Linked DNA regions of Mus musculus: region 1 is linked to region 2. The links are chromatin loops, found by intact Hi-C in ENCODE. Cell type or tissue: left cerebral cortex. All regions are shown on one strand.

Region 1 (8,000 bases), 320 kb before region 2:
GCACTTTCTGGGACTGTGAAAGCTGGACAGCATGGAGTGTCTTTGTCACTTTGAGGTTGATTTCTCTGTGTCCTATAACCAAAGTACATGGTATATTCAGCAATAATATCTTGCCATCCAGTGACAGTGGGCAGCCAAGAGCAATAGCAACAGGCTATGTTGTGCGTGTCTCAGAAACCTCTCAGACTGGTAACTTGTAGGGGCTTGCCTGGCACTGAGATTTTCTTTTAATGGCCCATGTCTTGAGAGCAACATCGTTTATTAATATGGGGTACTTTTGGTCAAACTTTATTAAAATATGTTTAATAGGCTTACAGACTAGTGGTGTTCCATATGGCTCTTTCACGGTCCTCACTTTGGAATAGCCACCCCCCCCCAACTGTCCCCTGTCCCCTGACCACAGCTTTAGCACATAGCACCTCCGTTTTAGCAGCCTTTGTCAAGTTAAACTTTCTTCTAAACAGCTAAGATAAAAATTATTTCCAAAGAGTTCATTTTGTCTTGTTCATTTGGTAAGATCCGCTGACAAAGTGCCCCCGTGTGATTCAGAACCGGGGGCTGGTTTGGTGTGACATAAATATCTCCCTCGTCTGTGATTTTGAAGCATCACATTTGGAGAGCGGGGACATGGAGCAATATGGAGACACATTGGCTCATTATGTGCAAACACCTAATAATTCCAAATCACTCCAGCCTCTGTATTGCAAAGGCCTAAAAAAGGCAGCAAGCCTCCCCCTTTCCTAACTGTTTCAGCGGGGGTGGCCACAGTATGCTGATGGCCCCTGCCACTCAGCACTGAATGTCTCTTGGGTCCAGCTGGCTCCTCAGACTAAAAGTCTCCAAAGATGGTACTAATATGCTTGATGGCGTCTGCGTACGCCCTAGCACCAAGTTGAGCACAGTTACTAAGATAGAAATACAGCTCCACTGGCAAGGGTCACTTGCGTCACCGCAGTGGGCACAATGCTCCCTAGGGAGAACTACTATATTCCTCCATTGCCTGATGCACAGGAAAGGGACCAAGGAGGGCAGGCAGGATCCCACAAATAAACAAGAATACTGGGCACTTCTCAACGTTCCCCTTCCAGTAAGCAAAAGTGTGATGGTCACACAGTTTACCACATACTGCAACTCTCCTAAATAACACGTGTTTTCCCCTTGAATGGAAGCTCGATTGAACATTAGGAACATCTCACCTGAGCCAGGTGACAGAGTCCTTCATCACCAGGCAGACTAAGGGTGGGAGTGTGGCTCAGGGGCTGAGCGCTTGCCTGGCATACCTGGCACAATGCAAAGATGCACACGCGAGCGCGCGAGCACACACACACAAACACACACACATGCACACACAAACACATGCATCCATGCACTCACACATACACACACACTCATGAACACACACTCGAATACACATATGCACACACACATGCACACACAAACACATGCATCCATGCACTCACACATACACACACACTCATGAACACACACACACTCGAATACACATATGCACACACACATGCACACATGCAAGTAGGACTGACAGGAAGCATCAGTACACAGAGTACCATAGGCAATGGGACTCTATTTGGGGGTGCCTGTTCCTGAAGCACAGCAAGCTTCCCAGCCCTCCGGCATGAGCTCATTAGCGAAGAACCTAAAGGTTCTTCCTCTATACCTCCATTTTTACCAGATTTCCAGCCAGAGGCAAGAGTACTACAAACAGCTGCAGGTACCGTTGGACAGGCATCTTGTGCTCTGTGCTCCAAGTAGAGAGGGGAAAAGAGGGGTACCAGGAGAGCCCCACATGGAGCCCTGCCCGGACATGTGAACGGGTACCCATTTACATCACTTGGTTCTGTGTAATCACCTGCCTTCAGAGGAGGCTCCCCGCAAGGACTCTGCCCCCTAGGGGTGCTAAGGAGACATGAGAGCTCCTTTTCAGAGTTTCAGGCTCTGAGAGAGAGGCAACCCAGCCTGGGGGCTTTCCTCTTTAGAAAACCTGCCCCACCCCTGATTTCCATCCCCCCGCCCCGATCTCTTGGGTGTCCCAGTGGCTTCCTGGCTGATAGGTTAGATGGGGGTACACTAGGTTCCTGCCTGTAACCAAGTAAAGAACTCCAGGAATGGGAGGCCACAAGTCCAATTTCAGTTTCTACCCACAGGCAGCCCAATGGGCTGGAGTCTGTAATGGAAGGACCTGGCACAGGTCAATGTACACACCCACCAGGGAAGATTAGGAGGCCTCCAAAGGGGGACCCTAGCCAGTGTCCCTGACACAGAGAAACCTGGAAGGCAGCCCAATGGGAGCTGGCCAGAGATCTACACACCCTCAGCCCCTCTCTACATCATCAGCATCCAAACCCTCACAGGACCCTCGGGAGAACCAAACGTGAGAACCATGGCTTTAAACTGCTCAGCTCACAGTGAAACTTGGGTGTCAGGTCATTTAAGCTCCCACGTGATTTCTGGTGACAGCCACGGTGGAGTGAGGTATGCTGTGACCTCTGGGTGTAACCTTCGATACATGAGGTAAGCCTAAATTGATGCTTACCAACTTAGTGCCATGGGGATGCACCTCCAATATAAGCATGCAGTGCTCACCTGAGAGACAAGCAACTGCTGCTGCTGCGAATTCAGTGCATGCCTCATGCAGGCTCGGAAGCCCGCCGTGTCCAGCAGGAATCTGTCTGGTGGGAATCAGGGAGCACTACCTCTGGAGAAGAGATAGGAGGCCCTCAGAATTGACCCAGTCCATTCTGAGAGTTGCTTCTTACAGTGCAGGCTTTGGGTTTCCCTGGAAGCGCTGCTCTTCACACAGAACCTAGAGTCTGCAGGGAAGGGCGGGATGCTTTCCAACCCAGAAAGGGGACAGTAAGGGCGATGGATCCAAGTCACAAGTGGACCAGGTTGAGGCAGGCTCAGTTCGATGTCCAAGGCTTCTGCTCCCACACACAATGCTTTCCCTGTGAGCCACTGGAGGTCAAGTAAGGCCAGCTGAGGTGGAATTTCAGCCCCTATTCAGCACACAGTAGGCAGCACCTAGAAATGAGGACCCATGGGTAATGGATTAATGATTGATTAGGTTTCTCTCTACTCAAAAGGAGTCCTACTCCTAGGCACCGCTGGACAGAGGGGACCATGCTTTGAACAGAACTGGAAACTATGTTGAGAGCCCAGATTCCATAAGAATCTGCCAAAGCCGCACTCTTAATACACGGTGTAGCCTGAGATGGGAGCCGATGGCTCAGGCTTGAGATGATCGATCCAGTCAATGCTGTTGCGTCTCCTTGGTGACCTGTGGTTGGTTTCAGACCAAGGAGAGTGAGACTGAGGGCTTTCTGGAACTGTTGGAAGGATTTATCTCTTGGGCCTGGCAGGATGCCTGCAGAGAAAAGGAAACCCACACACCCAGAGGCTCTGTATGCAGCCGCAGCTTCTCCTGAAGTCAGCTACCAGGGGCTTCAGTTGTGGGGACCATGAAAATCTGTTCTTAAATGCCAACCACCCTTTGCAAGGCTTATCTGCAGGAAAGGAAAAAAAGTCCCAACCAATTTCATGAGCATGCAGCAGCAGCAGTGGCTGAGTGACGTCAAGAGCATCTGAAGTCCCTGAGGCTGTCTGGATGTACTTTCTCTGGCTCAGCTTTTGCATCTCTGGGACAAACGGGGCTGGTATACTTCTAGTGAGGCTGCATCCAGGGTGGATGGTGGTGAACTGTAAGGTGGGTGCCAGCCAATGAAGAGCTATGTGTTGTAGAGTTCCGAGTGGCAGAGGCACTGTCCGTGCTTTTAAATCCCATCTAACTAGCCCAGTAACCCGGAAGATGGGCAAACTCTCAGCCCTGGGCCACCCCTCTATGGATCCCGTGGTTCTGAGGGCCTCGTGCTCTCCAGTGAGAAAGGAAATCTCAGACTCATGGCCTCTGAGTGAGATGACAAGGGAAGACAGACTCAGTGGCAGCTAGACTGACAGAGAGCTGTGGAGGGCGTTTGGGACAGTGAGCCTTTGCCTCATGTGGGGAGGATGAGACACTCCGAATGAATCACCAGTGGTCCAGAGTCGGGTAAGTCACCAGATCCAGAGGGACCAAAACAGGAGAAGATTCAATGCTACCCAAAGAGAGTGCCAGAGAGGCAGGAGGATTGGGGTTTGATGGGTTGGACTAATGGCTAAGGATCCATTGGTACTCCTCTTTGCATCCACCTCCCAGGACTCAGGTGCTACCCACTGTGTGCCCAGCACTAGCCGAAATAACCTCTGAATGGCAGTCACTGCTGGGGCTCATACAAGACTGAAGGTTGTGAGTTGTGTCTTCCCTGGCACCCACTGGTCCCAGCCAGGGCCTCTGCACACCACAAAAGTACAACAAGGCACAGCAGCGGGTTGCTCCCACCAGCTCCAAAACTAATACAAAGTGCGACCGGTACAATCAGCCAGGTGCAGTAACCTTGCACCACAGAATGGTACACTCAGGTCTGAAGAGTGCCAAAGGAATTCCACCTTGCTGTCTTCCCTGTAGCCTTGGGGTCCCCTCCCTAGTAAGTCCTTCAGCTGTCACAAGAAGAGGACAAGGTCTGTCACACAGACTGTTGTTCCAGACCCAAAGAGATGATGTCATGCACAAAGGAGCTAATGGAAGGGATTATTGCTCACTGGTATTTTTGGCAGCTCTCAAAATGCAGCACATGGAGACCCACCCACACCACCTCCAGGCAAGCCTGCTCTGGCTGTCCGTCTTCACTCACTGGGATTCAGAAATAGTGCCACCCACATGAGATGGTTTGAGCCTGGGAAGCAGCCTGTGCTGGGGAAAGACAGAATTACAGGTGTCCTGTCGCCCAGCATGGCCAGCAGAGGGCAGCAGAGGGAGGGAAGGCTAGAACCTCCTGCCAGATAAACTGGTCTTTCCTACCAGGGATGAGAGGCCCTGAGTTCCAGAGACAGCCAGGATGAGCACCAAAGTCCCCAGCATCAAACATCACCCAAATGGTTCAGAGGTCAAGATGACAGACTACGATCTTGGGCTTCCTGCCGCAAACCTTGAAACAAATGACAACCGAGTAGTCAAGTTCAAGTACACAAGCTACAACCCACACAGACATCCAGTCAAAGCAATGACAGAAACCCATGGCTGAAATCACTTTCATCAACAGGGAAGGGTGCAGCTGGCACTCAACTTGGATAGCAAACATGACCTTTGAACTCCAGGCTTAAGATCAACACCCTAAAGGAAGACCGACTCAGAAGTCGCTCCTCGAACTTCACGCCACTGGGGAAGGCATGGTGGGAAAAGCAACTGCATTTTCCTCCCCCCCCCCCTTTTTAATGGAGATTAATACAGAGTAACTATCTAACATTCTTGGCAGAAATAAATCATACCTAAGAAGTGTGATAGTGCTTTCAACAGCGAGAATGTTTACAATCTGGAATGATGGAATTACTGCAAAGATATGTCCGGTGAAGTATGATAAAAATTAGGTGCATAAGCCCAGCACAAACTGTGTAAGGAAGAGCAAGCAACACGGGTGAGAGGAACGTTAGATGCTGAGAACAGCAAGATGGTGAAGCTGGGCTCTCACCTGGCAGTCAGCCCCCGACTTCTTGAAGCAATAGAGCTCACTGTGACAGGATGTATATAACATGCCTCGGGACAGAGTGAACATGTGACCAAACTGAGCTGGCTTAGCTAACAGTCCGTGGGAGTCAAGACACTGTTAGTGATCAAATTAATTAATCAACATTCAGAAAATGTTGGAATAAGGACCTCCCCACCCCATGCCTGCCTCCGCCTCCCAAGTGCTAGGATTAAAGGCGTGCGCTACCAACTGCTCGGCAGGTTGAGGCTTCTTTAAAGTTCCATCCCATGATGATGAAGCTGCTGCTGCAGGTGGCGATGATGCTGCTGCTGCTGGTGGTGGTGGTGGCGATGATGCTGATGATGCTGAAGATGTATTAATTCCCTCACTTTAGAAAGGGGAAACCCACTGTAATTTAGGAAGGTGCTTATCCAATGTGAAAAACATCTCACCTCCCAAATAAGGTGTTTGTTAGAGTCAATTACAGCCAAATAGTACTTCACAGACGCCTAAGGCAGATGGTCACTGCTGCGGGAACAGGAGACTTAGCTACCAAGCTTTGCTAAAGGGACATTTGGCAGGTTCCTGGGAACCCAGAAGGCAGCATGCAGGCCGAACACACAGTCAGACCTGAGCTGACCAGACCTCTCATCTCTACGATCCATGCAGGCCTGAGCACACAGTCAGACCTGAGCTGACCAGATCTCTCATCTCTAATGCAGCATGCAGACCTGAGCACACAGTCAGACCTCTCATCTCTAAGGCAGCATGCAGGCCTGAGCACACAGTCAGACCTGAGCTGACCAGACCTCTCATCTCTAAAGCAGCATGCAGGCCTGAGCACACAGTCAAACCTGAGCTGACCAGACCTCTCATCTCTAAGGCCACATGCAGGCCTGAGCACACAGTCAGACCTGAGCTGACCAGACCCCTCATCTCTAAGGCAGCATGCAGGCCTGAGCACACAGTCAGACCTGAGCTGACCAGACCTCTCATCTCTAAGGCCACATGCAGGCCTGAGCACACAGTCAGACCTGAGCTGACCAGATCACTCACCTCTGGTTAACCTCAATGCTTTGCAGAAACAGAAAATGGGGAGTCACAGGTGTGGATGGCCTGGCCAAGTGCTGAAAGGAACGTTCTAACAGGTACACACGGAGGTGCTCACCAAACGCTGGTCCTGAGTGTTTCCAAAATGTCCATCTAATCATTACCTGATTGGCTACTAAGTGAGCCATATAAAAGTTTTTAGCATCCATACATGACAAAAACACAAGCCATATAGACTTGGCTCACAAAGTCAATAATCAATAACAAAAAGCAGCCGGGCAGTGGTGGCGCACGCCTTTAATCCCAGCACTCGGGAGGCAGAGGCAGGCGGATTTCTGAGTTCGAGGCCAGCCTGGTCTACAAAGTGAGTTCCAGGACAGCCAGGGCTACACAGGGCTACACTGTCTCAAACAAACAAACAAACAAACAAGCAAAAAAACAAAAAAAAAAAAAACAAAAAAATATAACAAAAAGCAACAAAAAACTCCAAAGAGGATATTCCAAGTTGTTGTGTTTATATATATATAAAGATTTCAACTAAAGATTATAGGACACCAAAAGAAACAAAATAGGGTCCATACACATGAAGTGCAGATGTTATATTTACTAGATTAAGAACACAGATGAACCATTTAAAGTATGTTCAAAGATATAAGAAAGTATATATATAAGGGAAAATAGGCAAATGACATCTCAACAAACAGATAATACAAAAATATATACAAAGTATAACAGGTAAGGTGTCTCAGTGAGGAAAGCAGATGCCTCCAAGCCTGATGACCAAAATTTTATCCCAAAAACCCACATGGTAGACAGAAAGAACCACTTTCAACAAGCTGTCCTCTGCTGATGCACACATCCCAGAGACCCATGGATTACCAATCAAGATGATCTCTCACAGACATGCCTATAGACCAACCAGATAAAAATAACTGCTCAACTTCTCTCATTTCATACGATTTTGATAAGAGACAACCCCAGAAGTAGCCAAGGGTAACCTTGAACTCCTGATATTCCTGCCTCCTAAGAGCTGGGATTATAAAACTGTGCCACCATGCCTGGCCTCTGAAATGTCAACGTCACTAAAGGAGTTCAATAGTAAGGGTGAACCCTCAGGTGGAAGAACTTGTCGAGCCATGTGAAATAATACTAACCAATCTCAGGATCAGAAAAGATAGTGGGAAAAATGAGCAAAGACTCAAAGGCATGTGGAACACCATTAAGTATCCAACGCATGCACACAAGAAGTCCAGTGTGTGCACATGAGAAGCTCAAGAGGAGACCCAAAGGTGCAGAAAGAAGAGCTGAAGAATTCGGAGCTGAATACTTCCAAGTTTTAAGGTAAATGATCTACACGCCCAAGAAAGCCAATGA
Region 2 (8,000 bases):
TACTTGCACATTGCTGGCTTGTTAGTTAAATCTCTACAATAATGAAAGCACCTGTGAGCACATCACCACGCAGGAACATGGCAGTTATCCTTTTAATTTTCTCAGTTACCAAGTCAGCAGTGTGTCTACGTTAATGTCTCATCACCATAGAGATGAAGTCAGGAGCCAGGTTACCTGAATGTGGTGTCTCTGTAGAAATGGCAAACCACTTTCTCACTCTCCTTGACCTCTTGAAAGAAGTCTCTCTCGCTGCCGATTTCTCTGTACTCCCCGTGCCCTTTGGAAAGCCACTCCTAATTTCAAGAGAAGCAAAAAAGACCCAGCTGAAATGTGTTTCAGTGACACCAAGTGTCTTACATGTCTCAATCACTGTGTACTTCTGTAAAGGAATCAATTCTATAAATAGCAGGTGTTCCCATCCGCAGTTGGCTTTCCTATGCCGAAGTGGCAATTAGTGCAGACCTAGTCTGTGGGCAGGAGTGACCGTCTCTATGATGGTTCAATTAAGACAGTTTTGCATCTTATTGATTTACCTGCTTCATTTTAAGTTTCACAGTCAGAATTTAGGTCTGAGAGACATGACATGAAAATACCAATTTAACTTTCACATGCATGCTCTTTAAACTAGTAAAATCAGGATTGTTTGATCCAAATGATTACAAAAGTGTTTTTCTGTTTATTTTGTGATGCGAGGGACTAAACCAGGAAGAGCAGGCTAGGGAAGAGCTCTACACTTTAGAAAATAATGTTCTTACAGACAATTAAGGGATGCTGAGTGTGGGAGAAAGAGTGTTCTCCAGGGAGAGCACACCAACTGGCTATCCACTACCGAACGGTCAGCCTTGAAAATGTACACACAAGCAACATTATACAGACTGAGCATGGTATACTTAGAAACAATGTCCTATCCACAGCAAAAACTAAACAAACCAAACCACCTCAAGAAATAAAGTCCGTCTATCCTGGGGACAGTGCAGTCATCACCGCTCAGGAGCTTAAGAACCTATCCATCTCAAAACAGGGAGGGCTTCTACACCAGCCAACAGTGGGCAGAGTCCTCAGAAGGAAGAGTATTATATCCATGTGGGGTCCAGAGCCAAGGAAAAGCCTCACAAGGAAACGTTCAGCTTCCCAGGCTGAGGAAGGGCCATTACCCACAATCCTGGGAACTCTTCCAGCCCCTTCTACCTTTCCTGTGGCAGAAAGCTTGACACCTCAAACAGATGCTCACTCTCCCTCCTCAGGCAGCAGTGGCAACACCCACCCCAGCATTAACTGACCAGGGTTCTAATGAACCTTCCGAGCCTTCACCTTCTCTCTTGTAAGTCAGTGTGACAAACCAACCACGTCACTGAGTGGCCATGAAAACCACAAACAGAACAGGGGTGCTGGCGCTCAACTCCAGCACTTCGTAGGCAGAAGCGGTGTTGTCTGTGAGTTCTAGGCCAGTCATGGCTATACAGTGAGATCCTGCTCCTGTCCTGCCCCCCCACAAAAGATAACCTAATAAAAATGCAGAGTCTAACACTTAAATATCTTCTCGTACAGAACCATGATACTTCTTTCTGATACGTGGACCCTAAGCTTGGTCTATGAGAAGACGTTTCATCTCTCTTTTACTATCAACGCCCCAGTCAAATGCTTCATCTTGCCTAAACCTTCCCTAATGTTTCATCCCTGGGTTAAGTATTGAACATTGACGGAGATGTGAATTCAGAACATCCTGCAAGTGAGGAGGGAAAGTCACATGACTGCAGTGCAGTCGGGAGCTGGGCTCCAGTGATTCAGTGAGCAGGCGGGCGGGCGGGAGGTTACTTGTTTCTGCTGCTGAGCCTTCCTGAGCGCCGCCAGCCTCTTTTCTTTGAGCAGCTCCAGTTCATCTTCACCAATCTGATCCAGTTTCTGAATTTCAGAGTCCAAGTGATTCTCCACCAGCTTAGCGGCCTGGAGGAACTGGTTCTCCAGGACTTCTGAGAACATGTCGACGGATCCATTACCTTCCATTGTTCTAAGTGGTCTTGGTGCTGGGGGAGGGGGCATAAAAAATAAGTATTAAGTTTACATTTCGGGGGCTTTGTTGTTTTTTTTTTTTTTTTTAAAACAGGGTCTCTGTAACAGAGCCTGAGAGGTTAACACAACAGATGCCATGTTGGAGGCACTATTTTGGCCTTAGAACTCAGCATGTAGGCCCCAACACCTGCCAAAACCAGAATAAAGATGTAAACCATCAAAGATCTCATTTATGGTTCCAGAATCCAGGGAAATCCCTAAATACACTAGCTTGCTTTTCGGCATACTTCCTCAAAAATATCCTGACATAAACGTTACAAGTCCAGGTGACAGCCCATCGCTTCTACGACTAAAGGCAGGCTCTTGAAGCAGAGAGAAGTAATTACACACACGTCTACTTGTGTCCAACATCTGCTGGAGAACAACATTAATCTGGGAGTAGATTAATTAATGCAACCAAGACAATCCCTACTCTCTGAGCCATGCCCACTGGCCAACCTAATCTACCCAATTTCTCAATGAGTCTTTCTTCCTAGGTGACCGTAGATTATTCTATCAAGTTGACAGCTAAAACTAATCAGCTCACACACAAAATAAGCCTGGGCATGGTGGCTCATGATTACAACCTCAGCTCTCAAGGGCAGAAGCATAAGGGTCACACCTCATATTTGGAGCGATAGGCCTGGGCTACATAAGGTCATTTAAAAACTCCAACTGTCAGCTTCTCATAAATACTATACAACTGAAAAGAAGCTGTACTCCCAGGATCCCTAACTCGGGGAAGAGAGAGAAGGATCCGAGACCAGCCACTCAGAATCTGCATCACAGTATTCGTTTATCACCGAGAATTTCACAGGAGACCTTTACGTTTAAATGCGGAGCTTCACGCGACTAAAAGTGCTGCCCTGAATTAGGCGGAGGTGGTCACTGCCTTTATATTGGGGGTAAGGACATAACTTTCTATTTATTGAACCAAATCGAGTATTATTCTTACCGACGAACTGGGGGCCCTGACACCTATGTACTCCCCTACAAACTCCTAACCGAAACCCTAACCCCATGTACCTGTCAGCAGACTCTTCGCCACTCCCTGAGCTCAAGAGACTGGTGGAGTAGTTCCGGGGGGACCCGATTTCGCACTAACTGGGGCGCATGCGCCGTAGCCTCCGCAGCCGCCCAGACGAGGCCCTCCCAGCCGCTCCCTCGATCCCAGCCGAGGATGTGTCCTTCATCAACACTGGGACGCTGTGGCACTATCGGCCACATCACCCTCAGCCGTACCTGGACTATTGATGAGGCCTACGGAGAGAGGAAGCCGCAGATCAAGAATACCCACCGGGTTCACACAGGTTTCAACCTCGCAGCAATTGTTAAGGGCAGAGAAGGGGCTGTTAACTCCGCCACTTCATTGGCTACAGTCCTCTCGCGATACAATGTGAGACACTCGCGGAAAGGGCGGTGGCGAGTGACGAAAGCCTCGGAGAAGCCCTATCCTCCGCCACCCGGAACTACTGGCTTCCGAGCCTACGCTTCACGTGGGCTAATGGCCGGAGGGATGGGCGCTAGGCACGTTGGGAATTGTAGTTCTTTGTGCACTGACTGCGGGTCCCGGCTCTACCGGGAAACGAGCCGGGTCTTGAGCCTGAGTGACAGAGGGGCTTCATTTCTCGTTGTGTTTAATAGTTTCGAAAGTGTAGCTTACAGTACATTATAATTTATACACAGCTCACACTAGTAACATCGCCCCGAAACATGGAGAAAATTTTCACCATGCCAGGATCTTCCCTCCTGACTTTCTTAGGCACATGAATTTTTAGAACTTGCTCATACGAAGATTCATATTAGGGGACCCGTTGCTGTGTCCTTATGTCTTTTTCCCCTTAATAAATGTACACAGTTGACAATTCATGAGTGTTTCTGAGAGGGATCCCATTTTTTGTCCTGCCACCCCCAGAACGCTCATCATTGACTCTTTGTGGTCCTGTAATGGACTTCCCGCAGCTGAGGCCGCGTAGGCAGGGGAGAATTTTCAGTCCCACTTCTGCGTCGAAAGCCAGCCCCGGGAAGGGTGCCGACGTGAGAAATGAACGGCCTCATTGTCGTCCTCTAGGTTCTAGAACCCGGGATCCGCCGGACGTCGGTGCGCGGCGCTCACTTGCGGCGAGGGGGCGCCTGGGTTCCCACCTGGCCGGCGGCTCTACTGGAGACGCTCTAGCCGAAGCGCCGCTCTCGATGAGCCGCGCCCTGCGTCCCCACGCCGAGGCGGCGGGGCGATGCGCTTGCGTACTGAGGGCTCACACCATATGTGCCCTGTCCCAGTGCGCGGGTCTGTGGAGAGCCGGGTGCGAGAGGCGGCGGCGCGAGGGGGACCGAGCCGAGCGGGCATTGGAGTCAGCCGGGAGACAGTGGGTCTGTGAGACACCGAACCGAGGGGCCGGGGCCGCGAGCGCCGTTGACAAGCGATGGGGAAGAAACAGAAAAACAAGAGCGAAGACAGGTAGGCGGCGGGGCTCGGGCCGGGGGTCCTCCGGGAGTCGCGCGGGGCCCTGGATGGGCGAGCCTCGACGGGGCGCGTCCCGCGGCCGGGGCTCGGGCTGGGGTCCGAGGCGTGGGGCTGAGGGGCTCGGAGGTCGTTTGGGGGTCCGGGCGGTGTGGGGCCGGGCTCGGGCGCTGCTAAGCCAGGCCTACGGCCCAGGTGAGTGCGAGCCGGGCCCGGAGAGCCCGGGTGGGGCGGGCCGGGAACGGCTCCCTCGCCTCCCCTGGCCCTGGGAACGCCTCCCAGAGCGGCTCAGGAACTTCGGAGGTGCTCGGGGTTGCGGAGAGGTAGCCCAGCGGCTCCCTCCTCCCGTGTGCCAAGTTGGAAACACTTCTGGGGTTATTTAAAGTCCCGGTTGCCCAGTCCTGCTTTCTGGCTTTCCATTTTCCGGCCTCTTTTTTTTTTTTTTTTTGCGTATGTCTTGGCTTCCTACCGCTTCCCTTAAGAAAGGAGGAGGGGAAGAAACCAGTCAAGGGTCGCTGCTTTCTAACCTTAAAAGAAAAAGCCTTTTCAGGGGAAGGAGTGTGTGTTTATGAGCTACTTAGGCGGAGATTTGGGGAGCATGCCTGTGCCACGTTCGATTAAGTTCTTTTACCCTTTTCAGTTGAGTTGACTTCCTGGGCGTCTGCAACCATCTGTTCCATTTCATCTTTAAGTAATGGCCATTCAACTTAATTTAAAACACTACAGGTAACCGAAAACAAAACCAAGCCTTGTGGCACTTCATCGCTGTGGCTCACACAGACATGGTTTTGAAGTTAAAGCTGTTGAAGTGTATGTCGGAACACTTAAGTGTGTGGACCTCGCAGTTGGCTATCTGGCAAGAAGAATTTAAAGACTAGGCTTGTATTTTGGTTTTAGGTCTGTTGGAGAATGTAAACTGGTCTGCGGAATAGATTCTGGGTTTCTTGTGGCAGAGTTAGTGTTTATGAGGAACAGGGTTTATTACAGATTTAGATGTGAGCATTAAGAGGGACAACAGAGGAGGGTTCTGTAGAGCAGGGAAGCTGAGAACTTCCTCTAGAATGGGGGTAGGGCTTCTCAAAGAGTGGCCTGAAAGTTACTGTTAGTCAAATCAGGAGAATAAAAAGAGGTAAGCAGATATTCCTGAACCTTTGGTAGGACATTGGCATACGTGAGTAACATTTTATTTATTTATATTTTTCTGAGAAGAATTTTGAGTTCTATCAGTCATCTATCTATGTATGTACTCTGCATTGTCTGTTTCTGTGTTAAATCATCACCCTACCCTGCCTTTGCCGGTCTGCAAACATCATCACTTGGCCAGTTCTAAAATACCCACTTGTTGGACAGTCTAAACCAAATCTGAGGCCTTTCATGTGTACAAACGTCAGGTGTATCTGGAAGATAAAGGTTGTGCTGGGGCCCTGTAGAAATGTAACAAGACAACCACAGTTGGATTGGACTAAGGAATAGGAACTGTTTTCTTACCTCTAAAGCTAGTTTCTGTTTTCCCTGATAGCGTTTTTTAGAGTTGTTAAAACTGGGTCTCACACAGCTTAGCCTGGCTGCTTCTCTGTGTGGCCAGAGGGGCTTCCTTGAACCTCCTGACTCTCCTTCACCTTGTAAGGAATTACAGGAGTAGATTACTAGGAGGCTTCCTTGAGTTTTTAAAGTTTTTTTTTTTCCAGTTTATCTGTTTGATTCATGTTTATACCAAGTTTAAATTTAAAAAATCCATATTTTTGTTACTCAGTTTCTAGTTTTTACTTACCTTTCGGACTTTTTAACGATGGAGAAAAGCTATTGGAAGGAAAGATACTAATTTTTGTCTGCAGTTTTAGTAAAGATTTGTTTATAAAAGATTTTCCCCTGTGGGAAATCTTTAGAACAGAAGAGATCCAGCTCCACTCTTGGTATACTAACACACTAACCATTTGAGAACAGGCTCTTGGTGCATCCCTTTGGCTCACTTTGATGGCAGTGCACCCTGTGAGGTTTATGTTGCATGGTCTAGTGCTTACCAGATCCTTGCTCAGGCGCCTTTCCCCAGTGTGGATCAAGCAGTCTGGGGCTCTGCCCTGATCACTAAAATTGCCTGGCTTTTAAAAAACTTCGGTACCTCATATGGGGTGTTAGGGTTGGGGAAACAAACACACAGCTTTCTGGGTTTGTTTGTTTTGTGTGTGTGTGTTTAAATGATACTCTTTTTTTTTTTTTTTTTTTTTTTTTTTTTTGGTTTTTCGAGGCAGGGTTTCTCTGTATAGCCCTGGCTGTCCTGGAACTCACTTTGTAGAAAAGGCTGGCCTCGAACTCAGAAATCCGCCTGCCTCTGCCTCCCGAATGCTGGGATTAAAGGCGTGTGCCACCACGCCCGGCTCTTTGTTTTGTTTTTTGAGACAGGGTTTCTCTGTATAGCCCTGGCTGTCCTGGAACTCACTCTGTAGACCAGGCTGGCCTCGAACTCAGAAATCTGCCTGCCTCTGCCTCCCAAGTGCTGGGATTAAAGGTGTGCGCCACCACCGCCCAGTGATACTCTTATCTTAAACGATATTTTAGAAAATATTTTTTAAATGGACAGAAATGAAGGCTAGGAAGAAAGTCTCAAAAAAAGGTCTCATTTGGGGACATTCCCTTCGACAGACCCTACTTGAGACGTTTTCTGTCATCACCCCTCAGGCTTCCAGGCTCTATCAAGCCAGCATGCTTCCTTCCGCTCAGGTGGACGGGGGTGAGAAATGGGCAGCTGCTTGGTAGATAAGGAGGAGGCAGAGACACTTTAACTCTTGCAAAGAACTCAAATTACTTGATTATTCTTGTCTACGGTCTTATGCTTAATCCTTATTTTAGCTTTTTAGCCATTCAGTATTGGGTTTCAATTAATTTTACTTGTCCGATTTTTACATGATTAGAATATGTTTTATTATATCAGTAGCTGAGATAGATTGTTTTATCTGTATTTTAGAATTCTGGAATTCTGTTTGGGCTTGTATAATTCTGAGAGGAAGCTTTCCCATAAGGTGTGGTAACAAGGTTTTTTGGTTTTGTTTTGTTTTTTTATTGACTGAGGAATGAGAGACAGAATGGTGATGCGGCATTGCTGTTTACCCTGTAACCTTCCTCGTCTAGTGCATGTCGATAGTCTATGGGACAGTGAATGCTGTAGTGATAGCCTGTTGTTGCTGTGGTTGTTACAGTGGATGTCACTCACTGGTAATATGCAGGGGACAAGGATTCTGTGTAGCCCTGGCTGTCCTGGAACTCACTCTGTAGACCAGGCTGGCCTTGAACTCAGAAATCTGCCTGCCTCTGCTTCCCGGGTGCCACCACCGCCCAGCTTTCTTTGTCTTTTTTTACTATTAGTTCTTTTTATTTTCTCCCTAAATCTATATAAAGATAATAATACCTAAGTATTGTAGATTTTTCAGTTTAGATGAATCTTTTCTGTACCTTAATGGACTCAAACAACCTCTTCCCAAGCCTGCTAGATATA

What was found. Hi-C counts contacts between places; a loop is a spot of excess contacts. Peaks named below come from ENCODE experiments on the same cell type or tissue, not always from the same donor. Only the 100,000 strongest peaks of a DNase experiment are listed, where the experiment ranks them.
Region 1: a loop joins it to region 2, with 2.4 times the contacts of the local background. A loop is called at or near these places in 7 of 42 quality-filtered maps.

The regions. Positions count from the first base shown.
Region 1 is chr1:37,673,741-37,681,740 of GRCm38, forward strand. The region is part of intron 1 of Cracdl (capping protein inhibiting regulator of actin like); the gene reads right to left. Among named protein-coding and RNA genes, the nearest start is that of Gm39628, 6.8 kb to the right of the region's middle. In left cerebral cortex, CTCF peaks have their summits at 1,899 and 4,846 (motif pointing right); DNase peaks (open chromatin) are centred at 726, 3,523, 4,013, 4,757 and 1 more place; H3K27ac peaks cover 4,179 bases.
Region 2 is chr1:37,993,818-38,001,817 of GRCm38, forward strand. Txndc9 (thioredoxin domain containing 9) reads right to left here and starts at 3,391. Exons shown (of 5, transcript NM_172054.4): 1 at 3,292-3,391; 2 at 1,816-2,024; 3 at 175-293. The coding sequence starts at 2,004. Eif5b (eukaryotic translation initiation factor 5B) reads left to right here and starts at 4,193. Exons shown (of 24, transcript NM_198303.2): 1 at 4,193-4,507. The coding sequence starts at 4,473. In left cerebral cortex, a CTCF peak has its summit at 4,171; DNase peaks (open chromatin) are centred at 3,194, 3,481 and 4,240; H3K4me3 peaks cover 3,327 bases; H3K27ac peaks cover 2,240 bases.